Linked DNA regions of Homo sapiens: region 2 is linked to region 1. Evidence: chromatin loops called from intact Hi-C (ENCODE). Cell type or tissue: heart right ventricle. All regions are shown on one strand. Links, peaks and the distances in the headings refer to the core of each region. The heading gives the core; the rest is flanking DNA.

Region 1 (8,434 bases), core at 94-8,093:
GGAGTTCGAGACCATCCTGGACAACATGACAAAACCCCGTCTCTAGTAAAAATACGAAAATTAGCCGGGCGCGGTGGCACATGCCTGTAATCCCGGCTACTAGAGAGGCTGAGGCATGAGAATCATTTGAACCTGGGAGGCAGAGGTTGCAGTGAGCTGAGATTGCACCACTGCGCTCCAGCCTGGGTGACAGAGCAAGGCTGTCTCAAAAACAAACAAAAACAAAAAAACAAAAAAACAAAAAACATTAAGGCCCACAGGATGCCTCTGCTAGTCTGGATCTGGTGCCTGGCGTTGGTGCAGCACCACCTAACCCCATGCATCCTCTCTTGACTGACAATTTTCAGGCCCCAGAGGGATGCTTCTCTACATCTTATCCTCTGTCCATGGGAAAAATTATAACTAAATCTAAAGGTTGAATGGGGCCTCTGGTAGGCACTATTTTGATGTACAGAGAAGCTGTGGGCAGAAAAGGACTTAGATAAGAGAAAGACAAGTTAACATATCATGGTTCCAGAGGTCCTCATGAGTTAGCACAGTATTTGTCTCAGTTGCATAGAAGCTGAGGAAAAGTTTGCAATATTAACCCTTTTCCCGTTTAGGAAAAAAGGGGCAGCTCACTGCCAGTGCTCATTTAATTTTACAGAAACATGCTCTTTGAGGCTGAAGCAAATATCACGGATTTCCTTCCTTCCCCGCCTCCCTCCTCCCTCCCCTTCCCTTCCTTTCCTTCCTTTTACAGAAACATGCTCTTTGATGCTGAAGCAAATCTGACTTCTTCCTTCCTTCCTTCCTCCCTCACTCCCTCTCTCTCTTTCTTTCTTTCGACAGAGTCTTGCTCTGTCACCCAGGCTGGAGTGCAGTGGTGTGATCTCAGCTCACCACAACCACTGCCTCCTAGGTTCAAGAAATTCTCCTGCCTCAGCCTCCCGAGTAGCTGGGATTACAGGTGCCTGCCACCACAGCTGGCTAATTTTTCTATTTTTTAGTAGAGTCGGGGTTTCACCATGTTGGCCAGGCTGGTCTGGAACTCCTGACCTCAGGTGATCCATCTGCCTCTGCCTCCCAAAGTGCTGGGATTGCAGGCATGAGCCACCATGCCTGGCCACAAATCTGAATGATTTTCAGTTTGAAAATAAAATATAAAAACTGTTCTTGGAATTATTTATAAACAGAACTAACATCAGAATCATCTGAATCATCAGAATAGTCTATTCTGGAAAAATCAGATTCATCAAATGAATCTTTGGCCAACAACTGTTGGAGAATGATGTTAGTATCATGTGTAGGAATGCTATGTTTTCTAGGATTTGATATTTTCAGCCATGGACAATTACTGTATTTTGTAAATGGAAATCCCGCTACTAAAAACACAATGCTATAAATAGAATGATGCCTTTTGTTTCCAAAGTGGATATACTAGAGTGATGCGAAAATAATAATAAAGTGAGATATTTCATGGCAAAGTTATCTTCGGGAAGATGCTGCAGCTGCAGGTGCCACCGGTGAGTCTTCTCTGGGCAAACGAGAAAAGGATGAAGTAAATCACATTACACATTATTCTTAAATTTGTATCTGTGTCTAGCCCTCAGACAAACTGTGATGCTTACTAATTTTTTTTTTTTTTTTTTTTGAGATGGAGTCTTGCTCTGTCGCCCAGGCTAGAGTGCAGTGGCGCGATCTCAGCTCACTGCAAGCTCCACCTGCCGGGTTCAAGTGATTCTCCTGCCTCAGCCTCCCAAGTAGCTGGTACTACAGGCGCCCACCACCATGCCTGGCTTTTTGTTTTGTTTTGTTTGTATTTTTAGTAGAGACGGGGTTTCACCATGTTAGCCAGGATGGGCTCGATCTCCTGACCTCGTGATCTGCCCGCCTTGGCCTCCCAAAGTGCTGGGATTACAGGCGCAAGCCACTGCACCCGGCCACCTTTTCTTTACATTGGCAATGAGGTGGTCATTGAATGCTAGAATTATGAATTTTAATTTAATGTAATTTAATTAAGTTTTCAAAAATCAAAATAAAATGGATTTCAATCATTTTGATTTACAAATTTGATTAATTCTAATTTGTATGTTGCCTTTTGGTTTAATAGGTACTTTTCTTTCTTTTTTTTTTTGAGATGGAGTCTCGCTCTGTCGCTCAGGCTGGAGTGCAGTGGCACGACCTCGGCTCACTGAAGCCTCTGCCTCCCGGGTTCAAGCAATTCTTCTGCCTCAGCCTCCCAAGTAGCTGGGACTACAGGTGCGCCACCACACCTGGCTAATATTTTTTGTATTTTTAGTAGAGATGGGGGTTTCACCATATTGGCCAGGCTGGTCTCAAACTCCTGACCTCATGATCTGCCTGCCTCAGCCTCCCAAAGTGCTGGGATTATAGGCGTGAGCTACTGGGCCCAGCAATAGATACTTTTCAATATTTGAAAAGAATATTGTTTGGGAAAACATTTCTGACAAAATTAAATTTTTTACATAAACTTATTTTGATGAAAATGTTAAGATACTTGTACTGTGAATATGACTGTTTTAATCCTTACATGTATTTTTTTTTTTTTTTTTTGAGATGGAGTCTCACTCTGTTGCCCAGGCTGGAGTGCAGTGGCGCCATCTTGGCTCACTGCAAGCTCCGCCTCTCAGGTTCACGTCATTCTCCTGCCTCAGCCTCCGGAGTAGTTGGGACTACAGGCACCCGCCACCACGCCCAGCTAATTTTTGTATTTTTAGTAGAGACGGGGTTTCACCTTGTTAGCCAGGATGGTCTGGATCACCTGACCTCGTGATCCGCCTGCCGTGGCCTCCCAAAATACTGGGATTATAGGCATGAGCCACCGCGCCCAGCCTTCTTACATGTATTTTTAAATCTTGACAATAATAATTGATTTTGCTGAAAGGAATAAAAATAAATTTCATGGAATAGTTTCAGTAATTTATAAATTACACATATCTTTATTTTATTACGCATCTCAATATTAAGAATTGCTTGAACCCGGGAGGCAGGGGCTGTAGTGAACCGAGATCGCGTCACTGCACTCCAGCCTGGGCAACAGAGTGAGACTCCGTCTCCAAAAAAAAAAAAAAAAAAAAGCAAAAAAATTTTATGATCTTTGATATTTTGCTAACTTTCTGTCATGTACAAATCATAGCTTCATACACATTTTTAAATTTTATCATTTTAAAGGAATATTTGTCAGGGGATGAGGTTAGAACATACTTTATTTAACACCCTGTTAGTTTAATTTATAATTTGGAAATATTTAGACAGATGGCCTGTGGCGTCCATCTGTCCTCTTGCCCCAAACTGCACGTCCAGACTTGACTCATGGGCCCCAGCTTGGGTTTTTGATAGGAATCTTCCCAGGGCTCATGTTTGTAATAGCTGGGGGGGCCAGGGGTGGAGGGTCCCTCTGGTCCCCCTTTGAATGCTGCAGACACCATCTTCTCTCAGATTTTAAGCTGCAGAGACCAAATTTCCAGCATGTGGTCCTGGGCTATGGAAACCTCTCCTCCTGCCCAGGACTCTCACTCTACAGAGATGAGTTCATTCAGGTCCCTGAAGCCCCTGTAGAGTTCTGGCCATAAATGGTTCCTCATAAAGTGGTGCCCCCAGGATGTTCAGCCTCCCCGCCCCCGCCCCTGCAGACCTCCTATCCCAGGGTGCCATATGCTGCTGCCCTGCTGGGAGGAGAAGCCCGGGGGGCATGGGGCAGCACTGCCTGCTTAGAAGCCCCTTGTAAACTTTCTTTCTGCCAGATCCTGCCGCCCTGTTTCAGAGGGTAGAGTGGGCCAGCAGTAACAAAATGTTTCCTCCCTTGCCCCTTTCTGGTAGAAATTTCTCCCAGACTTCCTTGGTGACTAATGGTGTTGGGATGTTGTGGCCTTCACAGGGAGGGGACAGGTTGTCAGCTCACAGTTTCACAGATGGTTGACCGATGCTGACAGTAGCTGGCAGGTTTCTTTTGGCTGCAAGTGACAGAAACCCAACTCAAACTTGTTCGCAAGTAGGGACATTTACTGCTTCTCAGAATTGAAGGAAGGGGAAGGGTGTGTTTGGGTCCCAGAAAGGGTGGACCGTGGGACTGGAATCCGGTCCAGACTCCACTCCCTCTTCACAGAAGCTTAGCACCTCAGATGGGCTGTGTCCTCTGGCCCTGCACACATGGGCTTCCTGTTGGAAGCTGAGCAGCTCCACCAGCTTCCCCTTATAAATGTAGTGACTGGCGCAGAAGCGTTCCTATGACTATGGGGGGTGACAGGGGACCGGGCACTGGCACTGGCAGCCCCCGCCTAAAACCCCATGAGAGAAGGAGTTACCCCAAAGGTGGTGCTGTTCCCAGAAAGGAAGGGAACAGCCCGTGCTCTCCACCCTGTCCCACCCAGCCATTTTCCTCACAGACGTCACCTGTGCTTCCAGGCCCAGCTGCTATTTCTGCCTGATGCTTAACTAATTTGCATGGTTAAAACCAGCATATTTCCAGGAGATGGATAATGTCACAGAACTGGGGTTCCAGAAGGCTGGGGTGGTCCAGCACTCCTGCCTTCTTTAGAACATGGAGAGCTGTTAGTTGGGCAGGGCTGAAGCGTAGGTGGCGAGGAACAGGAGGCTCCTACTGCAGATGGCCTTGTTCTTCGGATCCTCCCAGAAATCCCCAGGCCAGCTGGAACCTGGGGTCAGAGAGGGATGGGAGAGAGGTAGGCTGTGAAAGGGGGTGGGAACACACCTTCTGGAACCACTGTCTTCCTTGAGGGGACCCCAAGAGGGGGCTTGATGGGCAGGGATGGAGCTTCCTCCTTCCCGAGGCTCAGTGACACTTATCTCTGAGGGACCCTCCTGAGACAGTGTGGGGTAGTTTGTTGTTTGTCCGAAATTCTAATTTAACAGGATCTTGTAAATTTTATTTGCTAAATCTGTCAGCTCTGGGGGTAGGAGGATGAGAGGAGCAAAACAATGGTCCCAAGCTCAGGCTGGTATGGAGTGAGTCTTAGACAGAAAAAGAGACCAGAGAGGAAACAAGCCCACTGGGGTAGCCATCTTGTCCAACCGGAAGCCGCCTGACACTTGAAGGCGATGGATGGAAGAACTCAGCCCTCTGCCTCCTCAGCAACATGAACCTAGTTTAAGGGGAAAGACACACCTTCTCTCAGTGACAGAAATAGCCCCAGATTTTCAGATTTATCAAAAGTATTATTTTTTTCAGGCCAGGTACAGTGGCTCATGCCTGTAATCCCAGCACTTTGGGAGGCCAAGGTGGGTGAGATCAGGAGTTTGAGACCAGTCTGGCCAACATGGTGAAATCCCATCTCTACTAAAAGTACAAAAATTAGCCAGGTGTGGTGGACGGTGCCTGCAATCCCAGCTACTCGGGAAGCTGAGGCAGGAGAATTGCTTGAGCTCAGGAGGTGGAGGTTTCAGTGAGGTGAGATTGTGCCACTGCACTCCAGCCTGGACAACGGAGTCAGACGAAAGAAAAAGACAGACAGACAGACGGAGACAGAGACACAGAGAGAGAGTGAGAGAGAGAAAAAGAATTTAAATCAGCCAGTTGTAGTGGCATGCACCTGTAGTCCCAGCTATTTGGGAGGTTGAGATGGGAGGATTGCTTGGGCCCAGGAGTTTGAGGCTGCAGTGAGCTATGATTGCATCACTGCACTCCAGCCTGGGCAACAGAGTGAAACCCTATCTCTAAAAAATGAATGAATGAATGAAATTTTCACCAGAAGAGTTCTGCTTATATTTACTTTTTAAAATATTTTAGAGACACAGTATCACTGTGTTGCCCAGGCTGGTCTCTAAGTCCTGACCTCAAGCAATCCTCCTGCCTCAGCCTCTTAAGTAGCTAGGTACAAGCCACCATGCCTAGCTATATTTACCTTTTTTTTTTTGAGATGGAGTCTCTCTCGCCCAGGCTGGAGTGCAGTGGCGCAATCTTGGCTCACTGCAACCTCCGCCTCCCGGGTTCCAGCAATTCTTCTGCCTCAGCCTCCTGAGTAGCTTGGATTATAGGCACACACCACCACGCCTGGCTAATTTTTGTATTTTAGTAGAGATGGAGTTTCACCATGTTGGCCAGGCTGGTCTCCAACTCCTGACCTCAAGTGATCCGCCTGCCTCAGCCCCTCCAAAGTGCTGAGACTACAGGTGTGAGCCACCACACCCGGCCATATATTTACTTTTATGTGAATTTAAAACATGTAGGTGTGACCAACTCTTCTGCCAGCTCTTACATAAGGAGACTTTATCATCATCATCATGTTCATCATCACTCACAAACTGCTTATTTGGAACTCCCCTCAGTTCTCAGAGTGGGAACATTCTTTAAGCGGCCTTGTAGAAACCCTATTCCATGCTAACATGCCAACCAATTTTACTTTCCCAGAACCACAGAATGATATTTCATTGTATGCCTCGACTCAATCACCTTTCCTTTTTCAAGGACCATTTCAATGCCTGATTGGCTACTTGATCTGACTGCTTCCTGCTAATCTTGCTGCCTATTCTTGTCTATATTCCATTCCTCATCGAATTAACCTTGATCGAATCTGAGAACTCTGCTTAGTAATGACTCCGGGTATTCTATACCCACTTCTGTAGCTTGTTCAACACCCTCTTCAATCCTGGTCCCACTTCCTGTGACTGAAATGATTACCTGTAATATATTATTTAACTTTTGGACTATGATCTGTTTCTAACCTGTGACCATTTCACATAGCCACTCAAATATTGTAAAGGTACGGTAAAGATGATGAAACAGTTAGTTGGCATCATTTTGTACGTAATGAGTTTGTAGTGCGCTTTGGACATTGAGACCACTTCATAAGCTTTAGGTTTTGAGAATTTCACAGAATAAAGCTCATCGCTGATGCAGTAATGAAGGAAATGTTCTACAAGTCAATAGATAGGTGAAAGGAGAGGGCATTCATATTAGATTTACTTACTGAACTCAGAGCCTTGGGTTACCACCTGACCACCACTGCCATCTAGTTTAAGTGTCCTTTTCTTTTTCTTTCAAATCTCTGGCAGGTTGTGATATTTATGGGTCTATCTCTTGTGACTTTAGGTTCGTCTTGGCACCAGACATAAGGCAGTTCCACAACAAGCTCTTGCCCTAAACAGCTCCTGATGCCAAGAACTGCCGAATTACTACTTTGATTTCAGTAGATGTCAAAAAGGATCATCAGGGTAAACTTTGTAGATTTCTTTCAATAACCACACTCTCCTTTCAACATTGAAATTCTAGACCGTAGACAGAAGTATTGAAATGGGTTATAGGGAGGAGATGTGAGAGGCCTCCTGCCATTGATAAGTGGACATGTCTGAATTGGCCTGCTACCTAAATTAATAATCTCAATCACTTGGATGGTGGTATCCATAATTTTCTCCACTGTTTGTGTGGCATATAATAAAAAACGGTTGTATCTAGCAATTCCTTTGCAAATCTTACTTGATTTTGAAGCCATAGAATGCCTCAACTCTTAGCTTGAATGACTGGAGTTTAGTTTTTATTTCTCAGAACAAAACAGTTTGAAGCCTAATTAATATCCTTGGAAGGAACTCACACTAAAAATTCTAACAGCTTCAGGAGTTTTCTGAAGGAAATTTCTTCAAGGATTTTCCCTTGAAGAAAGGGAAAATGAAGAGACATGGTGCCACTTCCGAAGCAAAGCCTGAAGTTCTGTGCTTTAGAGGTGGTGCTGCCATCCTATGATTGCAGGAGTCTGGCATTGGCTTGGTGGAGGAACCTGTGGGTAAGGCGGAGGAAGGTCTGTTTTCAATGGGGGTAGAGTAGAGTAAGGAGTTGAAGTGGGAATGATCTCTTTTTTCTTAATTTCTAAAACTCATCTTTTCAGACACATATTAAGTCCTTCCCTCTCTGAGCTACTGAAGTCCTAGGCAGAGTTTTTGTGTCTTACAATATAGGTTTTCACCTTAGGCAATACCTGACAAAACCTTTAAATTTAAAATTGTAAAGTCAATTTCCTGCCAGGAAGCTTAGGAGGAAGAACGAAGTAATGTTTTTCCAGTTTTGGGTTAAGAACTTGTTTTGTACTAAAATAGTCCTTCACATACGTATCTCTTGTAGCCTTCAGTTATCCCAGCAAATCATCTAGATTTATTTATTTATCTTTTTATTATTATTATTTTTTTAGAGACAGGGTCTCACTCTGTTGCCCAGGCTAGAGTGCAGTAGCATGATCATAGCTCACTGTAACCTCGAACTCCTGGGCTCAAGGGATTCTCTTACCTCAGCCTCCTGAGTAGCCAGGACTATAGGCATGCACCACCACATGTGGCTAATTATTTTTTCTAGAGATGGGGGATCTCGCTGTGTTGTCCTGCCTGGTCTCAAGCTCCTGGCCTCAAGTGATCCTCTTGCCTCAGGATCTCAAGATGCTGGGGTTATAGGCATGAGCCACCCACCATGCCAGGTCATCATCTAAAG
Region 2 (8,434 bases), core at 52-8,051, 120 kb after region 1:
TAAGAATTCTTATTCATGCCAAAATATACAATCCAAAGGTAGAATTTTAGGTTATTATTTTAATCTTTGTGGTATTCTGTTTTTCAAACTTTCTAAAATTAGTATTATTTCTGTAACTAGGAAAATACATTTTAAAGAGTTACCAGGAAGAAAAGGAAGAAAGAAAGAGGAAGGAAGGAAGGAAGGAAGGAGGGAGGGAGGGGAGAGAGGGAGAGAAAAAAGAAAGAGTGACAGAAAGAGAAGAAGGAAGGAGGGAGGGAGGGGAGAGAGGGAGAGCAAAAAGAAAGAGAGAAAGAGAAGGAAGGAGGGAGGGAGGGGAGACACGGAGAGCAAAAAGAAAGAGAGAAAGAGAAGAAGGAAGGAGGGAGGGAGGGGAGAGAGGGAGAGAAAAAGAAAGAGTGAGAGAGAGAAAGAGAAGAAGGAAGGAAGGGAGAAAGAAAGGGAAGGGAAGGGAAAGGGATGGGAAAGGGAAGGGAAAGGGAGAGAAAGTAAGGAAAATGAATTAGTTTTGTGTTCCCCAAGTTAATCTTTGCTGAGTGGCTGAGATGTTGGTTGAAAGGATGGGCAAGAACAGAGTAGGGTGACAGTCATTGGTCACCTACAACTTTAGTCTAAGACAAAGGGTTGAAAGAGACCATCTTGGCCAGGCGTGGTGTCTCATGTCTGTAATCCCAGCACTTTGGGAGGCCCAGGCAGGCGGATCACCTGAGGTCGGGAGTTTGAGACCACCCTGACCAACATGGAGAAACCCCATCTCTACTAAAAATACAAAATTAGCCTGGTGTGGTGGTGCATGTCTGTAATCCTGGCTACTCGGGAAGCTGAGTCGGGAGAATCTCCTGAACCTGGGAGGCGGAGGTTGCAGTGAGCTGAGATCACACCATTGCACTCTAGCCTGGGCAACGAGAGCAAAACTCCATCTCAAAAAAAAAGAAAAAGACCATCTCATTCGTACATGTTTTTCTACATTTCTCCTCTATTTCAACAGTTTTGCTTTTAAAATATGTATTTTTGCAGCCACAATCGGGAGATGCCTTCTGGATATCATCCTTTGACCATTAATTTTAATTTTGAATTGATTCAAAGTTTTCTCATTCATCCAATCTTTCCTCATATTCCCTTGTTTTTATGGATAAGCTTCCAATATTTCTGCCTAAACTTGTTCAAGTTCTAAACATGAGTTTCTTCATAGTAGAAAATATGGCTTTGTGGTGGCTGTCTCAACAGTCAAGTGTTTGCTCATTAAAGAAACTTCATTAACACTAGTATTAGGGGCCTATCAGGTATTGATACTGACAAGCTTCCATCACCAAGTTGGACTTGGGTGGTTCAGTCCTGTTCTCATGGCCAATGAGAAGTTAGGGGAGGAGGTGCTCCAATTATTACGTCCAATAGAATTAAGAGAAAGGGAACCAGTGGGCACAGGAAGACAGCTGGACCTCTCACTGAGATACTGCAAAGGCTAACAGCCAGTCTAGGAACTTAGTCACAGTGGGCCCTCCTTGAGCCAGTTCCACTGTTCAGAAAGCTATGCCAAGCCCCTAAAAGACCTAAAGGCTGACAAAACATCTGACTTTTCGGTAGAATCCCATCATTAAGTATATGAACAATCCAGTATGGTCATCTTATGTTATGTGTATCTGACTGATAAGGGGGAAAAAAAAAGAAGAGTAATAATCAACTTAGCCTAGAAGGTAAAATATATCAAAACAAGAGTCTATGTAAGAACAAACAGAAATCTTTGGTGTTAAAAGGTTGGAGGCAGCCAGGTGCAGTGGCTCATTCCTGCAAATCCCAGCACTTTGGGAAGCTGAGGCAGGAGGATAGCTTGAGGCCAGGAATTTGAGACCAGCCTGGGCAACACAGCGAAACTTTGTTTCTTCAGTTATTACAGCTATTCCCAAAAACAAAAAGTTTGGAATAGCCGTAATACTCATCTAGGATATTTCTATTATGTAGGAATTAGTATCTATACTTTTCTTATGCCAGCACTTAGCTGCCCCACCAAAAGGTCTTTCACTGACACAATAAAGAGGCAGGATTTGAATTCAGACAGATCTGGCTCTTAAATACTAGTCCACTTCACTGCACCATGCTACCTCCCACAACTAGGATGGGAAAAGACATTTACGATTGTGAAAAGCCTGGAACGCACGAACTGATCAGTTTAAGAGGGTTCGATGCATACACCTCCTACACAGTGTTATGAAACTGTCCCAAATATTTAGGAGGAACTGAGCGTTCAGACACTAGAATTAGCTTTCAAACTATGCCAACATGTCATTTAACATGCAAGTGCTCAAAATTAAATTGCACTTCTGCCCTCAAAAAACCCTAGTTGATAGCTTGGGTGTTTCTTATCATTTTTATTAGCTGGGGTTATGAAACTTAAATGGGTGATGTTGCTAAAACACTTTTCTCTAACACTTTCCCATGGGGAGTTAGAGGGAGGCTGCATGATTTGGCCGGGTTTTGTTCATCACAAATTAGGTCAACAGCCCAATCCCAAAAGAAAGCACCATTAGTGAAATGACACGTTTCAAGGGCTTTCCAAAATCAGTCCACTGGGTTTTGGCAAGCTCCAGCAAGGGTGGAGAGGGGTAAGGAGCAGCCAGGCCTTAATGGCCTTCTGAACTTGGGTCCTGTATCTGACAAGGTTTCCAATGGCTCCTATGAACAAAACTGACTTTGCTCTTACTGCTGTTATGCAATTAAAGCAGCCAAATGCTGAAATAAAAAATCTTAACAATAAGGATTTACAGTAACGAAAAATTACCCCGTTTTTTCTTCAGTGATGATGCAGCCAGATTGATGAGAGAAAAAAAAAATCAACATTAGGAAACAGAATGTTGATTTCCTTTGTTCTAAAAATAATCAAGTAGCCTGATTATTTTTAGCCAAAATGCAATATAGCAATGAAAGAATACTTTGTGAAATGTTTAACACTGACATCTTTTAATGTTACTCTTTTCAGATTATTTCAACAAGCAAAGTAAGTGTCAGCAGTTTTTACTATAATTGCCAAATGGTATTAGGAATATTACCTTTCCTCCCTTGCTTACAACAAAAACAAATACAAAAATTAAAGTTATAGGTAAAGATATATTATCAAAGGGGATTTTTTTTTAGACAAGAGTCTCGCTCTTGTCACCAAGGCTGGAGTGCAGTGGCGCAATCTCAGCTCACTGCAACCTCCGCCTCCGGAGTTCAAGCGATTCTCCTGCCTCAGCCTCCTGAGTAGCTGGGATTACAGGCTCCCACCACCATGCCTGTAATCCCAGCTAATTTTTTGTATTTTTACTAGAGACAGGGTTTCGCCTGGGTGACAGAGCGAGACACCATCTCAAAGAGTAGTGGCTATCAACCTACACTGTACAGGAGCCCTTGGGAATTACATTTTTAAAAAAGACACATGGTGGACCCTCATGCCCCTCATCAACGAAACAGAACTGGGTACTTTCCCAGATGAGGCCCATGTGCAGCCGTGATTTACCTTGGAACCCCATTCGGCCTTGAAGTTTGGGAGGAAAGAATTCCATTTGTAGCTCCAGCAGAGATTTATGATTAAATTTACGGTGTTTAGCCCATCTCCCTGGCCAAGGAGACTTAAGGAGACACTGGCTGAGGGTTTCCAGAAAATGTTATTCATTCTTCTGCAAAAACTGCAGCCAGGACTACCTCTGGTTAATCCCATCAGTTTGGACAGGTTACCTTTCACTAGCAACATTAAAGGCCCCAAATTAGAAAGCAACACATAGGCATGGTGAAGTCAAGAAAAGGGTGGACTTGAATGTTTATTTACAGGATGCTGCAAGATAGGAAATTCCACATAGAAATTAGAAACCTAGTCAGAGGACAAGCTTCATACAGTATGTATGTACAGTTGGAACTGTTCAAGTATAGTTTCAGTGTAAAAAGTGCTACAGTAACAAACCACATTTAAGAAAGAGTTCTTAGTAGAGAAACAATAAGACAAAATACCAAACGTAGTACACAACAAATTTATGTCTCAGCTACATGATCTAAAAGTTAAAGGTCCCAGGAGCCCCATCCTGAACTTGGAAAGTGTAGCCTTCAGAGGTAGTTTCTGGTACAACGTTTTGATCTTCCTCTTCCTGGAAATATATTAAAAAATAAGTATAAAAATGATATAAGTATTCCAAGCAGCAGCCTACCTGAAGTCTGTATTTAATCTCTAGGTCTTGATCTGCATATTACACCTTTAATCCTGTATGATATTATAGTATTTGACATAGAGGAGGGAGGGTCTCTGAAACTTTGCCAATTCATAAATGCTAGCTACTACAGTAACACAAACAGGCCGAGATTTTTTTCTTCCCCAACCGTCACTTTTCAATAGGAAAAGACTGTATTAGGCCCAGAGCATGGTGATGAGTTTGGCCTACTTCTCTATCACCTCCTACAATGACACCCGTTAACTTACCCTCAAGATATTCTAAGATTCTCAAGGTTGTTCATTTGAAACTAATCTGGTGGCTTTTAAAATCTCAGTTTAAAAAGATTTTATTACCATCAAGCCAAACTAGAGGGGCAAATAAGTACATTATGTCCCATGCACACTGATATTTTACTATATTTAACAAAGATATGACACTTATTTTTAAAAGGGAAAAAAAGGCTTATGGCCTTGACTTTATGTTTCCAAGTTGTTATTAATATTACCATCCATTACTCACCTCTACAGAGAAATACTTCTCAATTAAGCTTAACGAAGCCTTATACACAGACTCATTTTCATGGTTTTGTAGAGCTTCAATTTTGTCTAAGCCTCCACATTCTTCAATCATTATACTAAGTTTCTCAGTTTCACCTAGTTTCTCAGCAGCCTAAAAAAAAAAAAAATCCAAGTTTACTGGCATATACTCTGGTTTTATTTTAATGAAGAAAACATCAATAATTTGAATATTGATACGTCAGGCAGAAATAAGCACCTAACAATTCCTTCATCAAGCCTATCATAGTTTTATGTCCATTTTATATTTTGTTGACACTCAATGTGATTGGATCTGTACCTGCTTTTAGCACTACTTCAACTGGAGCCAAAGATCTTACAATCAGTAGTAGCTCCCAACCTTTTCTATGTATCAAAATCATGCGGGCAACTTTTAAAACAACACTACATTCCAGTTCAACTGGTCTGCTATGGGAACAGGGGTGTATTGTTTCATAAAGCATCCTATGTCATCACAAGGTGTAGTCAAGGTGTCTAAGGGCAAAGATGGCCTATGGAGTGCTAAACTAAACGTCCCCAAACAGAATGTGTGTTGGTATTAAGGATTTACTGGACATATGGAATGGTATGTAGGTTAGTTTTCCTTTAAATTTTCAACCTTAAAGAGATACATAAATATCTATAGATGAAAAAAACAGATTTGCTTCAAAATAACTTAGGGGATTAGATGAGGGGAAGAAGAAATACTGGCCACATACTGACAAATTATTTATACACAGTAACAGATACGCTAGCATCCATTATTGAAGGCTCAACTTTTTTTTTTTTTTTTTTTAAGACAGTTTCACTCTTGCCCAAGCTGGAGTGCAATAACACAAACTTGGCTCACTGCAACTTCCGCTTCCCGGGTTCAAGCGATTCTCCTGCCTCAGCCTTCTGAGTAGCTGGGATTATAGGCGCCCACCACCACACATGGCTAATTCTTGCATTTTTAGCAGAGACAGGGTTTCGCCATGTTGGCCAGGCTGGTCTCGAACTCTTGACCTCAGGTGATCCACCCACCTCGGACTTCCAAAGTGCTGTGATTACAGGCATGAGCCACCGTGCCTGGCCAAGTCATTCAAATTTAATGTCACCAAAAATCGGTATGAAATTGGGAAATTAAATCAACCAAGTAAACAGGTGTGATGAGTCCACATAAGCGCCTGACTCCGATTCAGGTCACACCATCCACTTGTCGTCTCTTTTGTATCTTTTATAATGCCTGCCTCATTTTTAATCAAAGGGGTGGCCACATAAACAGGCTTTCTGATTCTGTGGCTTACTAGTGAGTAAACTTACAGCTGCCCTCCCCCAAGTCTAAATAGTAAACTGATTATTATCAAGTCCAAATTCAAACAAAGCCACCTTGATAGGACTTACCTGAAAGATATTTGAAATGGCATCCAGGATAACCAGAATAATCTTGGTATCTTTTGCAGTTAAGAGGTTCATCAACGGTTCTATTATGCCACAGTGAACAAGGTACACAATCTGTTCAACTGTTCCACCACTGGTATAGTTGGTCACGGCCCACACAGCTTCCTTTTGTGTCTTAAAATCTGCCTATTAAACATAAGGAAATGGTTTTATTTCAGAACAGTTGCACAAATAAGATTCCAAGAGTACTTTTTCACAAAAACAATGACTGAAAGTACCAAGGTTCTATCCAACCTTAAGTAAAAGGGGTTACTGGGTATTGTTCAGCAAAGGACTCCTAGTAGAACCCAAGATTCTTGCACGTGAAGAAGCTTATCAAGCACAGCTTTCTATAAATACTAAAAATGACTTGATTAAATCCTAAGACTTCGTTACCTTAGAGAGAACACTGACAAGGAATGGGACTAATCCATGATTCACAACTTGCTGTATCTGGTCCTGGCGGCCGGCTGTGATGTTTGACATTGTCCACGTAGCTTCCTTCTGAATGTTAGTTTTGGGGTTGGTGAGCAGGCTGGGAAAGACGGCGAGTGCTCCTGCATCAATCACAACCTGAGTCTGTTCATCTGTACCAGTGACAATATTCCCTATGGCTCTTAGGGCAGGAGTCTGAAAAAAAAAAAATATGTTGATGCTGGTTATTTTTTCCCCAGCACTTTAGAAATTCTATACCCTAAAAGTTTTAACAAGAGGCCCATCATGGCCTGAAATAGGCAATATTTCAATATTACTATCAACTGATTATGCTTTTTTTTTTTTTTTTGAGAGACTGGAGTATAATGGCACGATTTCGGGTCACTGCAGCCTCTGCCTCCCAGATTCAAGCAATTCTCCTGCCTTAGCCTCCCGAGTAGTTGAGATTACAGACACGTGCCACCATGTCCAGATAATTTCTTTGTATTTTTAGTAGAGATGGGCTTTCACAATGTTGGCCAGGCTGGTCTCGAACTCCTGACCTCAGGTGATCCACCTGCCTTGGTCTCCCAAAGTGCTGGGATTACACAGGTGTGAGCCACCACTACCACGCCCAGCCCTGATCATGCTTCTTATACTTATGTCCTAATCTACAAGTAAATAACTTACCACAATTGGCAATTCAGAAGCTCCTAGAAGCTTCACAAGTTGGGGCACAACTCCTGTTTTCACCACCATGCCAATTCGTTCATTTGGACCATCAGTAAGGTAGGAAATAGCCCAGCAGGTATCTGCTAATACTTCTGGATCATCATGATGCAGGAGCCGAACTAAGGTAGGAAGAATCTGCTCAACAGCATCTATCGGGGGTGCAGGATTCTTGTTGCGGCAAAGATTAGAAAGTGTCCAGGTAAGATTACGTAAGTAGCCACACTGGGGGAAAAAAAATAGGCAATGAGAGGTTCTGTCTTTTGAGAAGATGGGGGAAATTAGAATGAAGAAGTGAGTAACTTTACTCATGTTAGTAACTTACTGCTAAAGATGACATATCAGGAACTGCAAGGAGAGCCAACAGTGGGTCAACTGCACCGTACTTAATAACCAAGTCTCGGAACACTGAGCCATCACCTGAAAAAAAAGGCAAGATTAATTTTTTTTTTTTTTTTTTTGAGACGGAGTTTCTCTCTGTCGCCCAGGCTGGAGTGCAGTGGCGCGATCTCGGCTCACTGCAAGCTCCGCCTCCTGGGTTCAAGCCATTCTCCTGCCTCAGCCTCAGGCGCCCGCCGCCACGCCCGGCTAATTTTTTGTATTTTTAGTAGAGGTGGGGTTTCACTGTGTTAGCCAGGATGGTCTCAATCTCCTGACCTCATGATCCACCCGCCTCTGCCTCCCAAAGTGCTGGGATTACAGGCGTGAGCCACCATGCCCGGCCGAGGCAAGATTAATTTTATTACCTTGTCCAACACCATCAATTTTCAGTGACTGAATGCACCAGCAAAAACTCCCAAACTTACTTAGATGGCCCTCTGCTGCCTTTGTAAAGACGACACTTTCATTCCTAATAAGGGCTTGAAAGCAAGCTCAAAACTTGACAAAGTCACTATTACTTATAACAAGGCCTTTCTTCCAACTAATTACGATTAGATACATTCAGTCAAAAGAACTTCAAGTCCAAGTACCTGCAATGTTTCCTAGAGCCCAGACAGCTTGTTCACTGATGTGAGCATGGGGAGATGCCAACAGAGAAATGAATGCTGGGATGGCACCTCCATCTACCACAGCCTTGGTTTGTTCTGATGTCCCAGAAGCAATGTTAGTGAGTGCCCAAGCAGATTCAAACTGAATGGG

The links. Hi-C counts contacts between places; a loop is a spot of excess contacts. Peaks named below come from ENCODE experiments on the same cell type or tissue, not always from the same donor. Only the 100,000 strongest peaks of a DNase experiment are listed, where the experiment ranks them.
Region 2: a loop joins it to region 1, with 5 times the contacts of the local background. A loop is called at or near these places in 7 of 110 quality-filtered maps.

The regions. Positions count from the first base shown.
Region 1 is chr17:68,157,661-68,166,094 of GRCh38, reverse strand. LOC105371870 (a long non-coding RNA gene) reads right to left here and starts at 692. Exons shown (of 4, transcript XR_934937.4): 1 at 1-692. It also overlaps the pseudogene RDM1P3. In heart right ventricle, for the core only: no CTCF peak of the experiment used is centred there; a DNase peak (open chromatin) is centred at 4,244; H3K27ac peaks cover 4,578 bases.
Region 2 is chr17:68,042,185-68,050,618 of GRCh38, reverse strand. KPNA2 (karyopherin subunit alpha 2) reads right to left here. Exons shown (of 11, transcript NM_002266.4): 5 at 8,266-8,434; 6 at 7,620-7,714; 7 at 7,256-7,519; 8 at 6,548-6,781; 9 at 6,116-6,298; 10 at 4,698-4,847; 11 at 3,765-4,115. The coding sequence ends at 4,023. Among named protein-coding and RNA genes, the nearest start is that of KPNA2, 11 kb to the right of the region's middle. RefSeq lists a silencer at 2,179-2,379. In heart right ventricle, for the core only: no CTCF peak of the experiment used is centred there; no DNase peak of the experiment used is centred there; H3K27ac peaks cover 1,828 bases.